Linked DNA regions of Homo sapiens: region 1 is linked to region 2. Evidence: read pairs that join two places in POLR2A ChIA-PET (ENCODE). Cell type or tissue: HCT116. All regions are shown on one strand. Each heading gives the region's core, and the rest is flanking DNA. Links, peaks and the distances in the headings are about the cores only.

Region 1 (12,399 bases), core at 1,699-9,698, 200 kb before region 2:
GCCTGGGTGACAGAGCAAGACTCCGTTTCAAAATATATATATATATATATTTTTATGATCTCCTAGAATGCATTAAAATAGAAGGGACTTGTGCAAAAGCTAAAAAAAAAAAACCTAGTTCTGTTCCTCTTACAACAGCAACAAAAGAACAAAAAAATATATTTTCATTAATTCTAAATAAAACTTGAATTCTAACTCTAAAAAAAATTAACATTCAATTTCTTCTTTTCAAAAAAAAAAAAAAAAAGCAATGAATCAAATCCTACTGCCTTCAACATCTGCCACATTCAGCCTCCTCTGTCAAGGCTTCCCAAACTTCTCTCACCTTCTGACCTGTTATTATTTCGGTTGAATTATGTTCCCTAAAAAAGACATGCTGGAGTCGTAACACCCAGTACCTCAGAATGTGACCTTATTTAGAAACAGGGTCTTTACAGTGGTAATCAAGTTGAAATTAGATAATTAGGATGGGACCTAAACCAATATGACTGGTGTCCTTATAAAAAGTGAAAACGCATAAGGACTGGTATCCTTATAAAAAAGTAGACACGTATATGCACAGGGAGAATGCCTGCGAAGGTGGAGGCAAAGCTCAGGGTGCTGCTTCCACGGGCCGAGCGATGCCAAAGAGTCCCAGCGAGCCACCAGAAGCTGGAGGAGAGGCATGGAACAGATTCTCTCTCACAGCCCTCAGAGGGAACCAACAACCCTGCTGACACCTTAATCTTGGATTTCTGGCCTCCAAAACAGACAGTACATTTCTGTTGTTGAAGACATCTAGTTTGCGTACTTTGTTAGGGAGTTCTAGCAAACTAATACAATGCCTCCAGCTCTTCTGTCAAAAATTCAGCAACCGTAAACTACTTTCCACAGGCAGTGCTGCCATTGAGCCACTTCCTATGATTCTAAGTCCTCTAGTGGCAGGAAGTGATGTTTCACTGGCACGCTCTATAACATCTGGCAGGGTGCTGGTCTCCACCACACACACGACTGCAATCACTTCTGCACTACCCTAAGAAAAAAGCATTTATTGAATTCAACTGTGAATGTCACCAGATAGCAGCAGGACAAGTCAGGGGATGGGGGGCAATGTGTTACCATTACCACTTTGATACAGCATGAATCAGAACCCCAAAACAGGAAGAGTTCACTTATCTTCAACAGCTACCTTACCACCCTCTTCTCTAGCAAAGAAAAAAACAAAGAATGAAGAGCTTTGGCTAGTACCAAGAACTGAATCTGCTGGAGATGTTTATAAAATATAAATAAATATATTTATAATACATACAATGCATCTTAGTGGAACTATTAAGAAAAAGAAAAATACCGAAAGATAAAAGGATATATAAAAATTTTCTTGCCAGGCATGGTGGCTCATGCCTATAATCCCAGCACTTTGGGAGGTCCAGGCAGGTGGATCACTTGAGGTCAGGAGTTCGAGACACCTGGCCAACATGGTGAAACCCCATCTCTACTAAAAATACAAAAATTAGCCTAGTGTGATGGTGCGTGCCTGTAATCCCAGCTTCTTGGGAGGCTGAGGCACAAGAACTGCTGGAACTCGGGAGGTGCAGGTTGCAGTGAGCCAAGATTGCGCCACTGCACTCCAGCCTGGGTGAGAGAGCAACACTGTCTCCAAACACAAAGAAACAAAACAAAAAAAAAAAACACAGTAAAGCACAGGAAGAAGCATGATTGGAAAACTAGTGACAAAGAAATTTGGGGAAGAGGTATGTGGCTGGACCTCTCTGAGTGGTTGAAAACTGTGAAGATATTTGTATTCCATGTGAGTGCTCGCCAATGGGTGACCTCAGCAGAGGAAGATTTTAATAATCAAGTGGATAGGATCACCCATTCTGTGGACACCACTCAGCCTCTTTCCCCAGCCACCACTGTCATTCCTCAATGGGCCCATGAACAAAGTGGCCATGGTGGCAGGGATGGAGGTTACGCACAGGCTCAGCAACGTGGACTTCCACTCATAAAGGATGACCTGGCTACGGCCACCACTGAGTGCCCAATTTGCCAACAGCAGAGACCAACACTGAGCCCACGATATGCCACCATTCCTCAGGGTGATCAGCCAGCTACATGGTGGCAGGTTGATTATATTGGACTTCTTCCACCATGGAAATGGCAGAGGTTTGTCCTCACTGGAAGACACTTACTCCGGATGTGGGTTTGCCTATCCTGAACACAACGCCTCTGCCAAGACTACCATCCGTGGACTCACAGAATGCCTTATCCACCATCATGGTATCCCACACAGCACTGCCTCTGACCAAGGCACTGACTTTACAGCTAAAGAAGTGCAGCGGTGGGCTCATGCTCATGGAATTCACTGGTCTTACCATGTTCCCCATCATCCTGAAGCAGCTGGATTGACAGAATGGTGAAATGGCCTTTTGAAGTTACAATTACAATGCCAATTAGGTGACAATACTTTGCAGGGCTGCGGCAAAGTTCTCCAGAAGGCCGTGTATGCTCTTAATCAGTATCCAATATATAGTACTGTTTCTCCCATAGCCAGGATTCACAAGTCCAGGAATCAAGGGGTAGAAGTGGAAGTGGCACCACTCACCATCACTCCTAGTGATCCACTAGCAAAATTTTTGCTTCCTGTTCCCACAACATTACGTTCTGCTGGCCTAGAGGTCTTAGTTCCAGAGGGAGGAACACTGCCACTAGGAATACAATGATTCTATTAAACTGGAAATTAAGATTGCCACCTGGACACTTTGGGCTCCTCCTACCTTTAAGCCAACAGGCTAAGAAGGGAGTTACAGTGTTGGCTGGGGTGACTGACCCGGACTATCAAGATGAAATCAGTCTACTATTCCACAATAGAGGTAAGGAAGAGTATTCATGGAATACACGAGATCCATTAGGGCGTCTCTTAGTGTTACTATGCCCTGTGATTAAGGTCAATGGGAAACTACAACAGCCCAAACCAGACAGGACTACAAATGATCCAGACCCCTCAGGAATGCTTTGGGTCACTCAACCAGGAAGAAAAACACGACCTGCTGAGGTGCGTGCTGAAGGTGAAGGGAATACAGAATGGGTAGCAGAAGAAGGTAGTCATCAATACCAGCTATGACCACGTGACAGTGGCAGAAAAGCGGACTGTAACTGTCATGAGTACTTCCTCCTTTTGTTAAAAACATGTTTGTGCAGGTATACACTTGTACTAATATCTTAATTTTATTTCCTTTTCCTTTATCATGTGACATAGGATTTACTGACTTCATATCAGGATTTAAGCATTGTTAACTTTATGTAATAGTATTTGGGTTGGGGATTGGTGCGTTTCCGGTTGCAGGAAGGATAGTTGTATTATGTTAGCTGTAATTACGACCTTACTATTGTCTTTATTTGAAGATTATGTCTGATCTCAGGAGGTGTGTATGGGCTCAAGTAGACAAGGGGTGGACTTGTGATGGTTAATACTGAGTGTCAACTTGATTAGATTGAAAGATGCAAAGTATTGATCCTCGGTGTGTCTGTGAGGGTGTTGCCAAAGGAGATTAACATTTGAGTCAGTGCGATGGGGAAGGCAGACGCACCCTTAATCTGGTGGGCACCATCTAATCAGCTGCCAGCGAATATAAAGCAGGCAGAAAAACATGAACAGGAGAGACTGGCCTAGCCTCCCAGCCTACATCTTTCTCCCGTGTTGGATGCTTCCTGCCCTCAAACACCGGACTCCCAAGTTCTTCAGTTTTGGAACTTGGACTGGCTCTCCTTGCTCCTCAGCCAGCAGACAGCCTATTGTGGGACCTTGTGGTCATGTGAGTTAATACTTAATAAACTCCCCTTTATATATACATATCTATTCCATTAGTTCTGTCCCTCTAGAGAACCCTAACTAATACAAATACCAACTGCTAAATGCAGAAACATAAGAGTAAGAAAAATCACCATTTTGTACCCATTACAAAGTAAGAACTAGTGTTTGGTAGTACAATAGGGCAACAGTGGTTTACAATAATTTACTATATGTCTCAAAATCACTAAAAGAGTAGAAGTGGAATACAAAGAAACACAAACAACACGAAATAACACAAAGAAATTAGAAATGCTTGAAGCGATTTTGGGTACCCCAATTACCCTTATTTGATCATTACACATTGAAAGCTTGTATCGAAATCTCACGTATCTGTACATAAATATGTACAAATATTATGTATCCATAATTAAAAGAATTAAAAATTAAAAAAAAATAATTTTTCCACATCCATAGTAAGAATGAATTTAGGCAAGAATAATTTAATAGATGCTAACAGTAGTGTGTGAAGATTTGATGAGTAATGACAGATTTATCAAACTATTCTCATAAATTATTAATTGCAAAGGGAAAATAATAAGTTCACAGTGGGGAGATCTATCAGACACAAGACACACAAAAGGATTAAAGTAATATCACCAACAATGTATATCCTAATGCCATACACTGAAAAGGACACAATGGCACCTCTAATGTTGCCAAAAATGTATAATCTGAATCTAATCATGATTAATCTAGGCAGATAAATCAAATTGAGTAGCATTCTACAAAATAAACATTCCATAGACCTTAAAAATGTCAACTTCATGAAGACAAAAAGGCAGCTTTGGAGTTGGTCTAGATGAAGGCGAGTAAAAAGACATGAAAGCCAAATGCAAAATGTGATGATCCTGAACCAGGGGAAAAAGAAAATCAATGCAATAAAGAGCATTAATTTGTCTATCTGCAAAAGAGTTATAGGTTATAAAGCATTGTAGTAATGTTCAATTTCCTAATTTTAATAATACCCAGTTTTTATAAAAGAATATCTTTGTTTTGGAAAAAAAAAAGTGAAAGTACTTAAGGGTAAAGAGGCACATGTATGTTTAAATGGCAGTAGGTGGGGGGAGTGAAAGAGAGAATAATAAAGCAAATGTGACAAAATGTTAAGAATTAGTAAATCTGGGTAAAGGGCTTATGGAAATTCTTTGTACTATTCTTGCAAATTTTCTGTCATTTGAAATTATTTCAAAACAAAAGGTGTATCTCGTTCTTGTACGGGACACTAGACTCAGCTAACAGTGGTGCATCCAAAGGAATCTCTTCTACAACATTTGCTAAGTAACAGCCAGTTCCTGCTAATACACATTGGATAGGTAGGCAGGCAGTGCAGTTTTACATACTACCTCTACTTTAAGAAGGTTTTCTGAAGTAGATTGCAGTAAATGTCACAAACATATATATATTTTTAAATCAGAGCTGGAAAAACTAGATCCATAATTAAAAAGAATTAACTTAAAAATGGGGAATAGGCCGGGCACAGTGGCTCACGCCTGTAATCCCAGCATTTTGGGAGGCCAAAGTGGGTGGATCACCTGAGGTCATGAGGTCAAGACCACAGTCTGGCCAACATGGTGAAATACAAAATTTAGCTGGGTGTGGTGGCAGGTGCCTGTAATCCCAGCTACTTGGGAGGCTGAGGCAGGAGAATTGCTTGAACCTGGGAGGAGGAGGTTGCAGTGAGCTGAGATCGCACTGCACTCCAGCTTGAGTGATCGAGTGAGATTCCGTCTCAAAAAAAAAAAAAAAAAAAGGCGGGGGGGGAGCTGGGGGAGCGGAACAAACTGGCTTACGCAGAGTTTGTTAAATGTACTATGGATGCCCTATTCCAGTTGACCATGTTCTGGTCAATCTGATTTGGACGCAGTTCTTTAACCACCTAACTCTACTCTGATCCCTCCACATGTACTATCTCTATACCACGTTGTTCCCCCTTTTCTACAAGTTGTGAAACCAGCTAGTTTAAAAATCCTGTGCTGAAGGCAGTCTACACTAGTGTTTCTCAAAGTGTGAGACATGAGCGGTCAGCCAGCTCATCGTAGGTAGGGCTCATTCATGCAATTCACATCACTCAGTTAAATGGAGATTCCCTTCTAAATTATTTTTGTATTTACTTTCACAGATATTTCCAATATGTGGCAAGTGATATAATTATGGATGGTAATGATAAAATGCTTCTTTGAAAACTACATTTATTTAAGCAAATATAATAAGATGACAGTTTAAAAAAAAGTAATTAATGAAACAGGAATATGGCTGTTGTAAATGACTGAGGTTTAGAAAACTTTGATGGCTATGCATATGACATTTCCAAATTTGATTTATGAAGCTAGAGAAGTGAACTATCCGACTGTGAGTTACATGAAAACTCTTGCAGCAAGTGCTAACTGAATGAAAAACAATTTCTTATTGAAGATAATAGATAATATTTTAGAAAGTGCGCCCATGGTTTTTGAGATTATAGTAAAAATCAAAGTATGGTAAGACACTCTTTTAAACATACATAGTAAATCATCGTTTTATCATTGTTTAGGAAAAAAAGACCACGTCTCAATGTAAAAAATTTTGTCTGTGGAACAGTCCGAAAAATTTTGAAGAATAATGGTATAACCTACTGAATCCCAAATATTTACTTGTATCTTCCTATGAAAATAAATATACCAACTACAATGACAATAAAACTCTAGTAAAGTTCTAGGAAAAATTTTTAGGGTATACTTAGGCTTTGTCGATTCTTAACAATCTTATGAACATGAACAATGCAACCTGCTTTTAAAGAAGAAACCCACATGTCTGATTCCAAAACAACAGGCCTTACCAAGGGCTGCTGGGGCTGCATTGCTTGGAGACCAAGGGTCTGACTCTGGGACTGCGAGGACTGCTGGGGCTGGGGAGGCTGCTGGGGCTGGGGCTGCTGGGGCTGCTGCATCTGGAAAGAGGGTAAAAATGTTATACACTTAAAAGGAAGAAGAAAACAGCATTGCTGAATCTGTTTCCCCCATATACCTTTTATCTAATTTTTATGTTGTAGTAAAAACAATATATACCTGCCTGCTGCATCTCTACCTTGCTGAACCTCATTCGTCCTTTTGAGGGCAAGACCTAAACCTGCTCATCCATGAAGCCTTCTAGGACCACCCCAACCCTACGGATCTCTTCCACTGGCAGTCAGTACTGCTGTCTATTCCACACTGCGCTGTCCGGGGCCATCCCTTCTGCTTACTGTTTTAATTCCTTTCATGTCCTTTGTCCTTCCGCATGTTTTATCCCTTCTTACACTACAGGTTGGACGGGGACTGCTCAGTAGTAATCCTCTCATTCTTTATGATATCTGGCAGAATTCTTAAAGGTTTTTTTTTGTTTTTTGTTTTTTTCCAAAAGGAAGAGGCAGACTAGTCGCCATGACACCTTCTGGCATAATTTACATCAGAAATTCAGAAATCATGTCAGTAACAGGGTTGGCTCAAACACACAGCTCTTGGAAAATGCTTCCAAGTCACAGAAAAAGCACAGACCAGACATCCACAAGGTGGGACACAGAGGAGAGAAAAATATTAATAGTTGTTTTGTTTTGTTTCAATGACCTTTAAAATTTCCTCCACCCAAACACTTCATCCTGATAATGATGACAGTCTAGACATTTCTTCATCTTTTGTACTTTTCCAACTTGGTTTGCATACTATCCCCTCAATTACTGGTCTGCTTTACAGCCAACTAATAAATAGCTATTGCCATATGGCATGTCTCACTAAGTGACAATGCTCATGGATCTGGAATCCTAGCAGAGGTCTGGGTAGCATGATCCCAACAAGAACAACGCAAGTTGGACCCAAATCACAATGACTGCAATATGATTCTCCAGTTAGCCCTCTAGAACCTCTTCTAAGAAAAATTAACCCAACTTCATCATTATTAACTTTTTCCTTTACAGAGGTGGCCAGTCACCAAAAAAGAAGTATAATCCTGTTGTAGAAGCAAATCACTTATCTCCAGGGAAGAATGTGTTGATGATGAAAAAATTACCAGAAGGACATATTATGCTAATTAGGATAAAAAGTACATATGGTCTAATAAGAAAAGGCTTTCCGTATTTGCAGCCTTGAAAAACACCAACATAAGATTTAAAACTGGTAAGTAAACAAATAATGTGGTAACTTTCCTCAGTGATTTGGAAATGAGAAATTCTAAACTAGAGCAAAATATAAATTATCAATCCTAAAAAATTCTGAAACATAGCCTCAGAACTTGGAAAAAATGATTTAAGAAAGTGAGTACTCATAGTAATGATAATAGTCATAACATTAATCGTAAAATTATCAAATGAGTGGTTTACTTGAATATTCTTATTTAATCCTTTCTACATATTTAAGAGATAGGTACTATAAGTATTTCCATGACAAAACAGGATTAGAGAGCTTTTACCATTGGAAACAACATCTATACAATGACTGAGATTGCTATCTGAAGGCCATACTCTCCTAATCGGTTACCACATGTTATCAATTTTGTGATACAACTTTTTTTTTTTTTAACATTTTTAACAGGTCACAAATTGGGATGGAACTAATGACATCTTACTACTAATGGCATCTTATAATTGGGAAGCCCAGTTCCAGAGGGTGTGTTGGCTTTTGCCTGTCACCTGGGCACTACCAACCAGAATTTTGTGGATCACACTGAATTCAGACTCAAACCCACCGGAGCTTGTGGTTCAAATGCTCAGGGGAGATATTTGTTTCTCCCCTCTATCCAGTGTCAAGGATAAGACATCCAAGCTCCTTTGTGTCCCTTTCTGCATGGCAGGTTTACTTCTCACTGACCTCATACCGAGTTGAGAGTACAGCCCTTGGGCACTCCAGCTCTACTAGATTCCTCATTTTTGGTGTTCTGTTCTTGGTAGTATATAAAGTAAGTGTGTATCTCAAGTTGGACTGCTGATAAGATTAGAGCCCACTGTACAGTCTCCTTAGGAAATCTCCAGTCCAATAACATAGGACAAGCTTGTTAATATTGAAGACAAATGACACAGGTAAACATAATGGCCTATATTTTTTAAATAAGCAAGTCAGAAACAAGAACATATCAAGGAAGCTGCGTGTGGTGGCTCACACCTGTAATCCCAGCACTTTGGGAGGCCGAGGTGGGCGGATCACTTGAGGTCAGGAGTTTGAGACCAGCCTGGCCAACATGGCAAAAACCCGTCTCTACTAAAAATACAAAAAAATTAGCCAGGGGTGGTGGTGGGCGCCTGTAATCCCTGCTACTCAGGAGGCTGAGGCAGGAGAATCACTTGAACCCGGGAGGTGGAGGTTGTCCAGCCTGGGTGACAGAGGGAGACTCCGTCTTAAGGGGAAAAAAAAAAAAAAATGTATCAAGGGGAAGAACCCTTTATCTAACTGACTTAAAATGTACATCAAATAAGTGAATGACAGTTCTCTGGATTCTAACAAAGACAAGATGAAATATCCTTTGAAACAGTCTATGTTCCTCCCATTTCACAGCCTTATCAGACCAGAGGTGTTATAGAAATGTTTTTAGATTGCAGAATGCTCTAGGAATCTGATGAAAGCTCTGGATGGCTCAGTTTTTTGTTTTCACATTTATGACACTTTTAAAAAATTTGCATGGCTCCTACTTAAACAGAGACTGGGTAAGCTGAGGCCAACTCTATTAAAGGCATCCGTCTGCCCTCCCAAACCTTTGTGAAATGGGAAGAATGTTCTGCAAAACGTACTCTTCTGCCCATAACCTGGTAGATACACAGAGAAAATAAAATTCTTGCCAAGTTGTAACTAAATTGTACCAATGTAGCTCCTAGCATCAAATCCACAGGGATCCTTGGAATCTGGCAATTGACAACTATAGTGTTTTTCATTTTTTATGACTGTTGCATATTTGCACTGTCTGAAGGGTGATGGCATTGCCCTCATCTCCCTGCCCCGTACCTGGAGGAGTCTCTGCTGCTGTCGAACTTGCGGCTGTCTGGGTCTCATGGGATCCTGAGGCAGGGGCACGGAGGGAAGGTTTGGATGTGCAGAAGTCAGCACAGCATCAATTCCCCCGCCCACCAGAGGGCTCTGCTGTAGAGCCTGATGGTTCAGTCTGGCAAAGAATAATGCAACTTGGTTCAGGCCCAAGCATAATGTCAAACTTTTAATCAGTGCTACCAGCACATGACATACACCAACCAAGAAACAATCAGTGCTCAATAATCCTTTGCACAATTCAAATAGACTAAAGCCCAGTGGTTAAAATAATAGATGTGACCACTTGAAAAAGTACAGCAAGCACATGACTTAAGGTAAAATTGCAGTCATGCAATAAATCACTTTTTAAACATTTAATAGTTTTTAACAACGAGGAATATTAATTGAGCATTTACTTTGAAGCAGGCACTGTACTAAAGGTCTGAAATGTGTTACTTCATTTACTCCCCACCAGAGAGCCCTTTAAGGTCAGCAGTTTCGTTATCCCTACTTTAAAAATGAAAAAACAGAGCTAGAGGTAACTTATTAAGAAAGCAAATGGCACAGGTGGGATTTGAACCCAGAACTTTTGGGCTTTGAAATTCAAGTTTGTGGGCCATGCTATGCTGCTATTTATTATAAAAATTGTACATACAATGCACATTTTCCAAATTATTATCCAAAATATCTATTTTCTCAAATGTGTTACCATCAACCTTGCTAACTTTCCAAAGAGCGATTACTTGGAGTCGTCATGCAGCCATTGATGGTAACAGATGGGAGCTGTGCTGCTATCCACTAGATGGACACGTTTTACATGATGCTGCTAAGACAGTACTATCCAACAGAACTTTCTATGATGGCTGCAATGTTTTCTCTCTGCGCTGTCCAATAAGATAACTACTAGCCACAAGAACGAACTGCATAATTTTGGGGTCTCAGTGAATAACGAAAACACAAGGCTCCCTGATCAAAACTTAGTAAGAATTTCCACAGAGAAACTGCAGAGCATTAAACTAAGCATGAAGCCTTTTTAAACACAGGCCCTTCTAAACACAGTGCACGTCACACACCATTGAAGCTAGTCCTGCTGGCCACATTTGGCTACCACTGAACACTTGAAATGTGACTAGTGTGACTGAGGAACTATATTATTAATTTAATTTTAAATAGTCTAAATTTAAACAGCCACAGGTGGCTGGCAGCTACTACAACAGACAGTACAGTTATACACTCTAAGGGATCTAATTAAACAAGAACAGAAAAAAGTCTATCATAATCCTGTTTTGCCAAATATCTTTGAGGTGGAAAAGGTAGAAACTAAGTTATAACAAAACTCTCATGTGCACCATGCACAATTAGTATTGCAATCACACATTTTATTGCTCCAATCAACAAATTGTAGTAAGGCATTCCTAACAATAATCAAGAGTTTTCTCTGTTAGATATGTTCAGAGAATTTTTAAAAAAGAAGAGGAAAAAAAAGAACACTGAAGCAAACACACTATCACGTAAAGACTGTTACACTCATGTCTTGGAAGACATGAGTCAAAACTGTAAGGATCTTTAATGAAATAAACAAGATGGAGCATTCTTTATGTTGAACCTCTATCTGGATACTACTAAAAACGAGATGACAGAATGCAAATTATCTGCAAATATGCAAGCTCATAAAAACAATGATAAAGTACCATGCCCTATAAGAAGCATAAGAAACCCGAGAATGTGACTGTTCATTATTGCCATCATCATTTCCACATGTATCACCTCTGAGAGCCAGTCAGGGGCTGCAGGTACGGCGAGGCCTGCTGCTGAACATAGCCACTCGGCTGCTGCTGAATCTGTCTGAGTCTTTCCATTAGCACGGGGTTGGAATGTGCGGCCGGATAGGCTCTGGAGTTATAGCTGGGAGACAGGACCACACTGCCAGCCTGCTGCTGCGATGTCTGCTGCAAAGGCATCTGTGTCCCATACATTGTATAGCCCTGTGGCATGGTCTGCAGGTAGGCACAAGGGAAGAAGTCAATGTTTCAACTTATCACCTAGCTTTCCCATCACTACGATATATGGGGCAAAAACAAACCCATGAGGACTCCCCTGAAATTCACTGTTTTCAAAGGTTCTCATAACTCAAAATTTGAGGAGGACTACCCTGGATGCAGGGAATATGGTCAGAAAAGCCACAGAATGATCTGGCTGTGTAATGACTCACCAGAAATGTCAACTTAAAAAAAATGAATCCTCATTTAGTTAAACTGGCTTTTAAGATTAGCTGCTTATTTTTAGAGAAGGGCATGTTTCTATATAGAAACAATCAGGCAAGCATCTAAATCTTCAGTGCACAGATGACACCAAAGTTCAACAGATGAAGTATTATTAATATCATTTCCAAAATTAGAAAAGCTACCCATGCTCAAATGTAAATTAAAATAATGAAATACACTTTTCCAGTATGTGACTACACCTCTTCAGGTCTGATAAATGTGTGTGTAGTAACTAACCAGTTCCAAAACAATAACAAAAAACTATTAATACCTTAGCCAGGAATGGTGCAATTGGTAACTGTTCATTATCCTCTAGTACGGGCTGGACCTAGTTTGGCACTCT
Region 2 (12,399 bases), core at 1,766-9,765:
TGAGAAGTGTGGTGAGTGTCAAACTTTAAATGCTCTGGGTGATGACAAAAGATAGGGGGTGGGAGGAGGATTCCTTCTTCTGGGTGAAGAAGAAAGTGAGATTCTCCTTGACTGAGCCTAGAGAGGGCACGGACAAGAGTGCCACAGGAATGCAGAACACAGATGAGACAGTTATTTGTAAATTATTTTAGTAACATAAAATGTAATAACACAACTATAAATACACGACACATAAATACTATGAAAACCGCATAGGCGATCACATTGACACCAAAAAAAAAAAAAGTGTTAAACATTAAGGCATGAGAGATTAAAGCAGCAAGAAAATGGCTTCAGTAAGTTTAAAAATGTATAAATGATTACATACATCTATACTATTTTCTATTGATACAGAATCAGCTAGAAAACAAGTATTTATCTCATAGAAAAAGATCCAGAGCACTGTGTATTAAAGCTTTTGATGTCTGGACTGAAAGGAAGGAAAAAAAATATATAAAAGTTGTACCTTTATAAGAACTGAAAAAAGAAGAGGAAGAAAAATGCACGTCATAAGTGGGTACTGATAAAAGCATTATTTGAAGGCAATCCATTCTCCATAGATATTTCTATTCCTAATTATGAAATAATTTAAATATACAAAAACAGAAGTGCAGACACTAATGTTGATAACACCAATGTACCAGTCACCAGTGTTAATAGGCAGTAATATTAGGCATATTTGATTCAGAATTTAAGAAATAAAATATCACAGATACAGCAAAGTCCAACCACCCTACCACTTATAAGCTCCCACTTGTAAGTTAAAACACGAGGTATTTGGTTGGGTGTAAGGAGGCTGGACTTGCTCCTACTTCCCTCCCCAGGAGTAGGCAATGTTCTTTTCTTTTTTTCTTTTAGGTTCAACAGTTACATGTGCAAGTTTGTTACTTGGGTATATTGTGTGACACTGAGCTTTTGGGCTTCTAGTGAACCCATCACCCAAATAGTGAACACAAAACCCAAGAGTAAGTTTTTCCACCATTTCCCCGCTTCCTACCTCCCCGTCTTTGGAGTCTCCAGTGTCTACTGTTCCCATCTTTGTGTCCATGTGTATCCAATGTTTAGTTCCCACTTATAAGTGAAAATATGTGGTATTTGGTTTTCTGTTTCTGTGTTAATTCACTTAGGATAATGGCCTCTAGCTACAACCATGTTGCTGCAAAGGACATGATTTCTTTTGTATGGCTGCATAGTATTCCACAGTGTATATGTACCATATTTTCTTCATCCAATCCATCATTGATAGGCACCTAGGCTGATTCTATGCCTTTGCTATTGTGAATAGTACTACAATAAACATGTGAATGAAGGTGTCTTTTTGGTAAAACAATTTGTTTTTCTTTGAGTATATACCTAGTAATGGGATTGCTGGGTGAAATGGTAATTTTATGTTTAGTTCTTTGAGAAATCTCTACACTGCTTTCAATAGGGACTGAACTAATTTACAATCCCACAAGAGTACATAAGTGTTCTCTTTTTTCTGCAATCTCACTGACATCTAGTTTTTTTTTTTTTTTGGACTTTTTAATAAAAGCCTCAATGTTGTAAAGTTAGAATATATGATTTACAACCAGCACATGTTCCATACTGCCCTAGGCCACTGAGATTATTACTCCATGCAGAACTTAACCTCTTTCTTTCCAAAGAGAATCTCATGACTTTTTAGGAACATTCTAAGTAAATATAAGATGATCACAATCGCCACCTCTCAAATAGGTATAAAATACCAATTTACATTTCCAAGAGACCATAAAGATGGGAAGATTATGATGAAATGTAATGAATAAACTTGGGCAAAGATCCTAGATTTCAGGCCTACTTGGAATATAATTTTTCTTGTCTAAAGTCCCGACTACAACAAAAATATTTTACCATCATCACCTTTATTAAATGTCTCCTGGGCACAGGATCTGGGGGAAAAAAATGATGCTAACTCAAAGAGTGGTACATGGACCAGCAGCATATCATGCTTTATTAGTCCATTTTCACACTGCTGATAAAGACATATTTGAGAATGGGCAATTTACAAAAGAAAGAGGTTTACTGGACTTATAGTTTCACATGGCTGAGGAGGCTTCACAATCATGGTGGAGCACATCTCACATGGTGGCAGACAAGAGAAGAGAGCTTGTGCAGGGCAACTCCCATTTTTAAAACCATCAGATCTCATGAGACCCATCCACTATCACAAGAACAGCACAGAAAGATCTACTCCCATAATTCAATCATCTACCACCAGGTCCCTCCCACAACACATGGAAATTAAGGGAGCCACAAGATGAGATTTGGGTGGGGACACAGAGCCAAACCATATCATTCCACCTCTGACCGCTCCCAAATCTCATATCTTCACATTTCAAAACCAATCATGTCTTCCAACAGTCCCCCAAGTCTCAATTCATTTCAGCATTAACTCAGAAGTCCACAGTCCAGAGTCTCATCCCAGACAAGGCAAGTCCCTTCCGCCTATGAGCCTGTAAAATCTAAAGCAAGTTAGTTACTTCCTAGATACAATGCAGTACAGGCATTGGGTAAATGCAGTCATTCCAAATGGGAGGAACTGGCTGAAACAAAGGGGCTACAGGCCCCATCCAAGTCCAAAATCCAGCAGGACAGTCAAATCGTAAACTTCCCAAACGATCTCCTTTGACTCCATGTCTCACACCCAGGTCACGCAATGCAAGAGGTGGGTTCCCATGGTCTTGGGCAGCTCCACCCCTGTGGCTTTGCAGGGTACAGCCTCCCTCCTGGCATTGAGTATCTGCAACTTTTCCAGACCAGCGGTGCAAGCTGTCAGGGGATCTACTATTCTGGAGTGTGGAGGATGTTGGCCCTCCTCTCACAGCTCCATTAGATGGTGCCCCAGTAGGCACTCTGTGTGGGGGCTCCAATCCCACATTTCCCTTCTATACTGCCCTAGCAGAGGTTCTCCATGAGAGCCCTGCCCCTGCAGCAAACTTCTGCCTGGACATCCAGGCATTTCCACACATATTCTGAAATCTAGGCGGAGGTTCCCAAACCCCAATTCTTGACTTCTGTGCACTCGCAGGCTCCACACCAGGTGGAAGCTGCCAAGGCTTGAGGCTTGCACCCTCTGAAGCCATGACCTGAGCTCTACAAGGGCCCCTTTCAGCCACACTAGAGTGGCTGGGATGCAGGGCACCAATTCCCCAGGCTGCACACAGCACAGAGACCCTGGGCTGGGCCCACGAAACCACTTTTTCCTTCTAGGCCTCCAGGCCTGCGATGTGATGGGCTTGCAGTAAAGACCTTTGACATGCCCTGGATACATTTTCCCCATTTTCTTGGTGATTAACATTCAGCTCTTTGTTGCTTATGCAAACTTCTGCAGCCGGCTTGAACTTCTCGTCAGAAGATGGGATTTTCTTTTCTATTGCATTGTCAGGCTGCAAATTTTCTGAACTTTTAAGCTCTGCTTCCCTTATAAAACTGAATGCTTTTAACAGCACCCAAGTCACCTCTTTAATGCTTTGCTGCTTAGAAATTTCTTCAGCTAGATACCCTAAATCATCTCCCTCAAGTTCAAAGTTCCACGAATCTCTAGGGTAGGGGCAAAATGCCTCCAGTCTCTTTGCTAAAACATAACAAGAATCACTTTTGCTCCATTTCCCAACAAGTTCCTCATTTCCATCTGAGACCACCTCACCCTGGACTTTATCGTCCATATCACTATCAGCATTTTGGGCAAAGGCATTCAACAAGTCTCTAGGAAGTTCCAAACTTACCTACATTTTCCTGTCTTCTTCTGAGCCCTCCAAACTGTTCCAATCTCTGCCTGTTGCCCAGTTCCAAAGTTGCTTCCACATTTTCAGATACCTTTTCAGCAATGTGCCACTCTACTGGCACCAATTTACTGTATTAGTCCGTTTTCACACTGCTGATAAAAATGTACCAGAAACAGGACAGTTTACAAAAGAAAGAGGTTTACTGGACTTACAGTTCCACATGGTGGGAGGCCTCACAATCATGGCAGAAGGTGACAGGCATGTCTCACATGGCAGCAGACAAGAGAAGAGAGCTTGTGCAGGGCAACTCTCGTTTTTAAAACCATCAGATCTCATGAGACCCATTCACTATCACAAGAACAGCACAGAAAGACCCACCCCCATAATTCAATCATCTCCCACTGGCTCCCTTCCACAACATGTGGGTATTACGGGAGCTACAAGATGAGATTTTGGTGGGGACACAGAGCCAAACCATATCACGTGCCAAACTCCAGACATAATGGAATCTCAGTCCTCATTTTAGCAAGATCCCAGGTAATGTGTATGCACATTAAAGTTTAGGGAGCACTCACTGGTTTAAAGAATTCAGAAATATGAAAACCTAGACTAAGGCAGAACCAAATCCAACCACCATTTTGCTAAACCTATCCTCTTCCTATCAGACCACATGGCTTTCAGGTGTTATCTCTGCAAAGTCCACACATTAGTCTCATTACACTGGTGGTAATCAAATGAGGGCAATTTTGTCCCTCAGAGGACATTTGGCAAAGTCTAGAAACATTTTTGATTACCGCAACTTGGGTAGTGGGTTACTGGCATCTAGTAGGCAGAAGTCAGAACTGCTGCTAAACATCTTACAATGCATAGGACAGCTCCCAAAAATAAATAATTATCTGGCCCAAAAGGTCAATAAGACAAAGGTTTTTAAAAAACAAAACAATTAAAAAAATCCACCTGCAATTAGACTTATGATTTCATGGCTAAGATGAATTGTTATATTCAGTCATTTGATAAATTGATTCGATCATCCATATCCAAGGGGGGGGGGGGGGTAATATAAACCAATAACCAAAACCACTTCATGCCCAAGCTCTCAGAGTTTAAGTTTCCCACAAGAGGCTGCAACCAAATCAATAATCAATAATGACAACAAATAGCAAGTATAGTGAAACAACAAATGCACATGTTGAAATATTTCACAATTACACAAGCTGAATTTAAGAAGTAAGTACAGACATATTTTCCCAATAAAAAGTCAGGTGCTCACTTAAATCTTTGGTTTTTTGTTTTGTGTAATGCAGGATCTTTAATGAAAAAACACTTGGGCCACTTCAAGACGACAAACGCTCACTGGGCAAAACACCTTCACTGAAAAGAGACCTCATATTATGCAAAAAAAATCTTAAAAGGTAATTTTTTAAATCCCTCAAGTATTATCAAGAGCTTTGTTAATTTCATCGAAGTGCTATGAAGAAAAAATTCTTTTCTTCACAGAAGGAATTACAGCTCACAATTAGGAAGGTGGAAGGTGTTCTAATACAAGAGGAAAATAGGTCATGGTATATAATTACACAGATGAGTAATGAACTCAGAGCTGACTAAGCCTGCTTTTATTAAGATGAACGTATTTCTGGAGTGAGCAATGCTTTGCACAGCCTTGTATCAATTAAATTCTGTCCAAAGAGAGAACCCTGAGGTTATCTGTAATACATGACAACTTGAAAACACTTCATGCAGCACAATCCTAAGATATTACACTGCACTAAGGGACAAGTGCACTCACTATCTAAATCAGATTGAATCTTTGGCATTGACATTCTTTCTACACAATGCTCCCACTACACTTTAATAACTGTCTTTGGGCCTCATAAATCTCATTCTGCCATGTTCTTTAATTATGTTACCAAAGTCTCCAAAGTGACAGTAGACAATGTAGGCTAAAACATTTCAGACCACTTCATTCTCATATATCTGGATTTGTGAAACAAGGCAAAATTTCACTGAAGAAAATTTCAAGACTTACACTATTACAGTATACCCCCCCTCTTTTTTTTTTTTTTTTTTTTTTTTTTTTTTTGAGACTGAGTCTTGCTCTGTCACCCAGGCTGGAGTGCAATGGTGGGATCTCGGCTCACTGCAACCTCCGCCTCCCAGGTTCAAGCAATTCTCCTGCCTCAGCCTCCCAAGTAACTAGGATTACAGGTGTATGCCACCACACCTGGCTAATTTTTTTATTTTTAGTAGAGGCAGGGTTTCATCATGTTGGCCAGGCTGGTCTCAATCTCCTGACCTCGTGATCCACCCACCTCGGCCTCCCAAAGTGCTGGGATTACAGGCTTGAGCCACCGTGCCCGGCCACAGTATTCCTTTTTAAAAAGTTTAGCTATATATATGAATCTTTCTTAAATGTGATCTCTAGAATTTAGGAAGCATTGTTTATATTCCTAAAGCCTCAAGGTTAACATAATGACAACTTTCACAGCAGAAATTCAGTGATAATACCAGAAGTAACTATCAATGAGCAGGGCTCCACAAACAGACACCTACACAAACTGGCTCACCAGACTGCCTGCTTATCCAGTAATCCAGTTAATCATCATCCAGAAGTCCTGTTCATCTTTTAATTTTTTTCTGTTGCCTATCTCTCCTCTTTAATGGACTGGCATGAGCTGGTAAGAAACAGTGAATCAACTGAGAAGTGGGCAGGGAAGGGAGGGTTGCTGAGCACACTAAAAGCTTCTTTTCTGATTCTTTTGGTTCTTATTTATTTTTACATTTTTGTATAAAATCAGCATGAGAATAAAACGATTTCCTTCATTTGTGAAAGATTTGAAGTTTCTGTAGGTCCCTGTATGAGGACATTAAATCATCTCAATCTGTACTAAAGATAAGGAGAGGAGACTGAGTAGATATCACGAGGTCCAAATGATGCATGTCTTTTTTAATGATTTTGTCCTGATTTTCATCCAACACATATTCCTGCCTTTTGGTCTCAATATATAATTTGGTCTTACTTGCCTTAAGAGAGCTTCTTTTCCACACATCTCTCAGTCTATTACTGCTCTGATCTGCCCTACAGAAAAGGCTGCCATGCTCTAAGACACTTGAACCCGTAAGACAGTATGTTCTCACCATTAACCCCACTGCTTTTAAAAAAAAATCAATATTTAAGAGTTCAAAAATTACTACCAAGAGTATCTTGGAATTTCTCTTTAGCTTGTTCCTTTAGAGTGTTCCTTTAAGATGAAGAAATCTGTCCTGGCATGAGCCTCTGCTGTATCAAACCAGACAGTGGCACAGGGTAGCAGAGGCACCCAACCAGCATGTCTAAAACCTCCCACCCTAAACTGGAGGCTCATCTGCAATTGCATCAAAACTGCCAAAATAGCAGTGTTTGGGGAAAGGGCGCAGGTAAGCTGTGTGCATTCACTCCATTTCAGGAGGCAAAGCTGCTCTAGAAGTTTACCTTGGTCAGTCAGTCCCTTCCATCCAACTCAAAGTGGTGGGAGCAGTGAAGGGGAATGGTGTATATCACCAGGGCATACACATGCAGATTCCCAGCAACCTGAGGAATCTGAGAGCAGAGTTCTGGACCTGCAGCATTAGGTCACATGCAGAAATACTGCAGCTCAAAAATACAAAAGACACAAGACTCTGAGAAAATAATTTTATAAGGGTTTCTATAAGAAAAGGAATTATGTCTCTCATTAAATCATTTCTGGGATTCACTATTTCTATAAATAGTGGCTTCTACAATATTTCTAAAAGGAAAGGAATTTGGCTCTCATTAAATTATTTCTGGGAAATTATTCAATATTTCACCATATAACTATATATTACACAGTTATTATTTCTGTTTTCCAAAATAACAGCTACAGTTTTTTATATTTTAAACTCAAGTGAATCCCACAAGTACTCAGTACCTACCATGAGTATGACACCACAATGGCCAGGCGCTGGGGGGTTGTGTGGCTTAGGACTGGGAAACCAAATTAGACCTGGGAATACAGCAGCATGCATTCTCTCAAGCTCTGCAAGACTGGCATTTAAACCAAAATGCATCTAACTGTCAAGAGACAGTTACCAGACAAATTAGTTACCAGCCACAGACTCTTAGTCACAGTAGACAGCTAAAAATGGAAAATGTGCTCCCCCTCCCTTATCTTTTAAAATATGAAACAGGCTCATAAGGAGAAAGGCGATAGAAGACCTACAAAGAAGCAAATGAGTACAAACCCATCATGCCCAGAGCCAAGCACACAAGGCTACAGGGAAGAGGAAGAATAGTGCTAGTGAAAGGTTTTGTGGAGGAAGTGATTTGGGGTACTCATTCCTTCTATAGGAAGTCCATAGACTGGCAAAATCAAGTCTATCAATATTTCTAGTTTTGCCATAAAGCAAAAGGAAAGCATATGGGAAAGGAAAATACGCAGAAACAAGATATTCTTGTGTAGGAAGCAGCACACAAGTTTACATGGATGTACTATTTTTTATGTGGAATGTGACTGTATTTCATATTCCATATTTCAAAATATCCCTTTGTCATGCTTAAATGTATCAACCTAACTTGTCATTCACTGTGATATGCACTGTGCTGGCACCACAAATACAGATGAAAAAGATGCATTCTCTGACATCAAGGTACCCACTGTTCCCACAATCTTTCTTTCCCTTGATCCCTGAATAAATCTTAAGAGCAAGGATTCATGCCTTGTATTCCCAGAGTGCATATTCATTTATTTCACAAATATTTTAACTATCTAATGCCCTAAATATTATGCAAAGAATTCAAGAGTAAAAAAATGACATGATCTTTCTCCTCTGAAGGAGCTTGTAGTAGTGGAAGAGACAAACAGCTGGAGAGAGGAGTGTTGATAGGAGAAAGACACAGGATGATAAGCACACACTCAACCCACCCCAAACCAGGCTAGGAAAGTTGAGGTTTCCTAAGGAAAGTGACAGCTAAGCTGAGGCCTTGAGGATAAAGAGAAGTTAGCCAGCCAAGAAGGTATGGAAACAGTTTTCCACACAAATGAAAGTCTGTGCAAAGGTCCAGGCTGAGAGAAATCACAGAACCTAAAAGGAGGCAGATGGGCCCAGGACAGCAGGAACTCAGTGCTGGGGGTGGAGGAAGCAGGAGGCAGAACAAGAAAGGACTTCAACATTACAGACTTAGGGCATTCTCCTGAGGGCAAGGACAGACTACTAAAGGGTTTTAAGCAGGATAATTGGTACTGTTCACATATAAGATGGGCAGTAAACATCTGTTCCGATATATCAAATAACCTTTTGAATTTAATTCTAGTCTTCCCTCTGCCCTAAATCAACACTTCCGACATCAGTGAAGAATATACAGGATTCCTAAACAATAGAAGTTCTGGATAACACCTAGCACAGCACTGTGCAATAAAACCATAATGTGAAACACATATGTAATTTAAAATTTCCTAGTAGCCAGAGTCTTAAAAAGTAAAATTAAGTTAAATTTAAGAGTAATAATATATTTTATTTAATAGAGCATTTGTAGAATATTACTTCAACATGTGATCAGTATTAAAAATACTGAGATATTTTACATTTTTTCATTCCAAGTCTGCAAAGTCTAGTGTGCATTTTATACTTAACAGAACATCTCAATCTGGACTGGCCATATTTCAAGTGCTCAATACCCACACATGGCTAGTGGCTACCATACTGAATAGTACAGATGTAGAATGTACTTTGGGAAGCATTTCTCAGAATGCTTAAAGTACTTTTTATCATTTGTTTGTATTTGTATTCTAATTTATTAAAATAATGCAAATCAGTTTTTCAATGGGAAAAAAAAAAAGCTCAATATTGAAAAGGTACCCATAATCCCATACCAAAAATACCGGTTAACATTTGAATGTATATGTTTGTTAGACACTGTCTTCATGTCCAACATATATGTAGAATACACTTTTCTAAAAGTAAGGTCCGTCTGAATAGCTCTTAATATGTAAACATTTATAATGATTTTTATGAATCCATAAAAATTTCTCTTTTAGGAAAAAACAATCACATTTCCAACATAGGTTTTAAAAAAATACATTACACATGGGATTCTGAATAAAATAAAACATTAATTCTGCTTTTACAGTTACTACCTTTTAAGATTATACCTAAATGAGTATTTCCTAGAACTCTGGAGTTTTATAGGGAACCATTATTATTTTAGGGGCATGCTGGTCTCCGTATTACCTAGAAGTTCTCAGAGACTGCCCTGCTGCTCCAGTTTCTCTTTACTGCCACCTGTCTGCTCCATTCTTCCCTTTTCATTGCCCAAAAAAAAGGAAGAAGGAAGAGGAGGGAAAAGGGAGGGGGAGAGGGGAGAAGGAAGAAAGGAGTGGGGGTTGGTGGGTAAAGGGGGAAAGAGGGAGGGAAAGGAGAAAAGGAAGACCAAAAGAAAGAAAAGGAAGAACAGAGGGAGGGAGGGATGAGTGTCTAACTTACACAGAGTAAAAAGGTGGCTTCAAAAATTTGGTAGGTTTGACTATATTCATTGCCCTTTGCCTTATTACTCAGCAAATGTCTTGGAGGCCATAAGTGCCCTATGAGTGACCAGTTCACACCTCTTTTCAGGCCTCTGCCTTCAGAAGTTACAAGATGATCAATTCAACCTCCACACAGCCTCCAGATGAATCCTGCTCTCAGAACCTCCTGATCACTCAGCAGATCATTCCTGTGCTGTACTGTATGGTCTTCATTGCAGGAATCCTACTCAATGGAGTGTCAGGATGGATATTCTTTTACGTGCCCAGCTCTAAGAGTTTCATCATCTATCTCAAGAACATTGTTATTGCTGACTTTGTGATGAGCCTGACTTTTCCTTTCAAGATCCTTGGTGACTCAGGCCTTGGTCCCTGGCAGCTGAACGTGTTTGTGTGCAGGGTCTCTGCCGTGCTCTTCTACGTCAACATGTACGTCAGCATTGTGTTCTTTGGGCTCATCAGCTTTGACAGATATTATAAAATTGTAAAGCCTCTTTGGACTTCTTTCATCCAGTCAGTGAGTTACAGCAAACTTCTGTCAGTGATAGTATGGATGCTCATGCTCCTCCTTGCTGTTCCAAATATTATTCTCACCAACCAGAGTGTTAGGGAGGTTACACAAATAAAATGTATAGAACTGAAAAGTGAACTGGGACGGAAGTGGCACAAAGCATCAAACTACATCTTCGTGGCCATCTTCTGGATTGTGTTTCTTTTGTTAATCGTTTTCTATACTGCTATCACAAAGAAAATCTTTAAGTCCCACCTTAAGTCAAGTCGGAATTCCACTTCGGTCAAAAAGAAATCTAGCCGCAACATATTCAGCATCGTGTTTGTGTTTTTTGTCTGTTTTGTACCTTACCATATTGCCAGAATCCCCTACACAAAGAGTCAGACCGAAGCTCATTACAGCTGCCAGTCAAAAGAAATCTTGCGGTATATGAAAGAATTCACTCTGCTACTATCTGCTGCAAATGTATGCTTGGACCCTATTATTTATTTCTTTCTATGCCAGCCGTTTAGGGAAATCTTATGTAAGAAATTGCACATTCCATTAAAAGCTCAGAATGACCTAGACATTTCCAGAATCAAAAGAGGAAATACAACACTTGAAAGCACAGATACTTTGTGAGTTCCTACCCTCTTCCAAAGAAAGACCACGTGTGCATGTTGTCATCTTCAATTACATAACAGAAATCAATAAGATATGTGCCCTCATCATAAATATCATCTCTAGCACTGCCATCCAATTTAGTTCAATAAAATTCAAATATAAGTTTCCATGCTTTTTTGTAACATCAAAGAAAACATACCCATCAGTAATTTCTCTAATACTGACCTTTCTATTCTCTATTAATAAAAAATTAATACATACAATTATTCAATTCTATTATATTAAAATAAGTTAAAGTTTATAACCACTAGTCTGGTCAGTTAATGTAGAAATTTAAATAGTAAATAAAACACAACATAATCAAAGACAACTCACTCAGGCATCTTCTTTCTCTAAATACCAGAATCTAGTATGTAATTGTTTTCAACACTGTCCTTAAAGACTAACTTGAAAGCAGGCACAGTTTGATGAAGGGCTAGAGAGCTGTTTGCAATAAAAAGTCAGGTTTTTTTCCTGATTTGAAGAAGCAGGAAAAGCTGACACCCAGACAATCACTTAAGAAACCCCTTATTGATGTATTTCATGGCACTGCAAAGGAAGAGGAATATTAATTGTATACTTAGCAAGAAAATTTTTTTTTTCTGATAGCACTTTGAGGATATTAGATACATGCTAAATATGTTTTCTACAAAGACTTACGTCATTTAATGAGCCTGGGGTTCTGGTGTTAGAATATTTTTAAGTAGGCTTTACTGAGAGAAACTAAATATTGGCATACGTTATCAGCAACTTCCCCTGTTCAATAGTATGGGAAAAATAAGATGACTGGGAAAAAGACACACCCACACCGTAGAACATATATTAATCTACTGGCGAATGGGAAAGGAGACCATTTTCTTAGAAAGCAAATAAACTTGATTTTTTTAAATCTAAAATTTACATTAATGAGTGCAAAATAACACATAAAATGAAAATTCACACATCA

The links. Peaks named below come from ENCODE experiments on the same cell type or tissue, not always from the same donor. Only the 100,000 strongest peaks of a DNase experiment are listed, where the experiment ranks them.
Region 1: POLR2A ChIA-PET joins it to region 2 with 7 read pairs; 2 of 35 experiments call an interaction of 5 or more read pairs at or near these places.

What each region holds. Positions count from the first base shown.
Region 1 is chr3:151,410,668-151,423,066 of GRCh38, reverse strand. It overlaps MED12L (mediator complex subunit 12L), which reads right to left. Exons shown (of 45, transcript NM_001393769.1): 41 at 11,560-11,789; 42 at 9,772-9,928; 43 at 6,645-6,755. Among named protein-coding and RNA genes, the nearest start is that of P2RY12, 32 kb to the right of the region's middle. In HCT116, for the core only: no CTCF peak of the experiment used is centred there; no DNase peak of the experiment used is centred there.
Region 2 is chr3:151,212,333-151,224,731 of GRCh38, reverse strand. The region is part of intron 16 of MED12L (mediator complex subunit 12L); the gene reads right to left. P2RY14 (purinergic receptor P2Y14) reads left to right here. Exons shown (of 3, transcript NM_014879.4): 2 at 5,090-5,197; 3 at 10,392-12,399. The coding sequence starts at 10,416. The coding sequence ends at 11,432. Among named protein-coding and RNA genes, the nearest start is that of GPR171, 15 kb to the right of the region's middle. In HCT116, for the core only: no CTCF peak of the experiment used is centred there; a DNase peak (open chromatin) is centred at 5,461.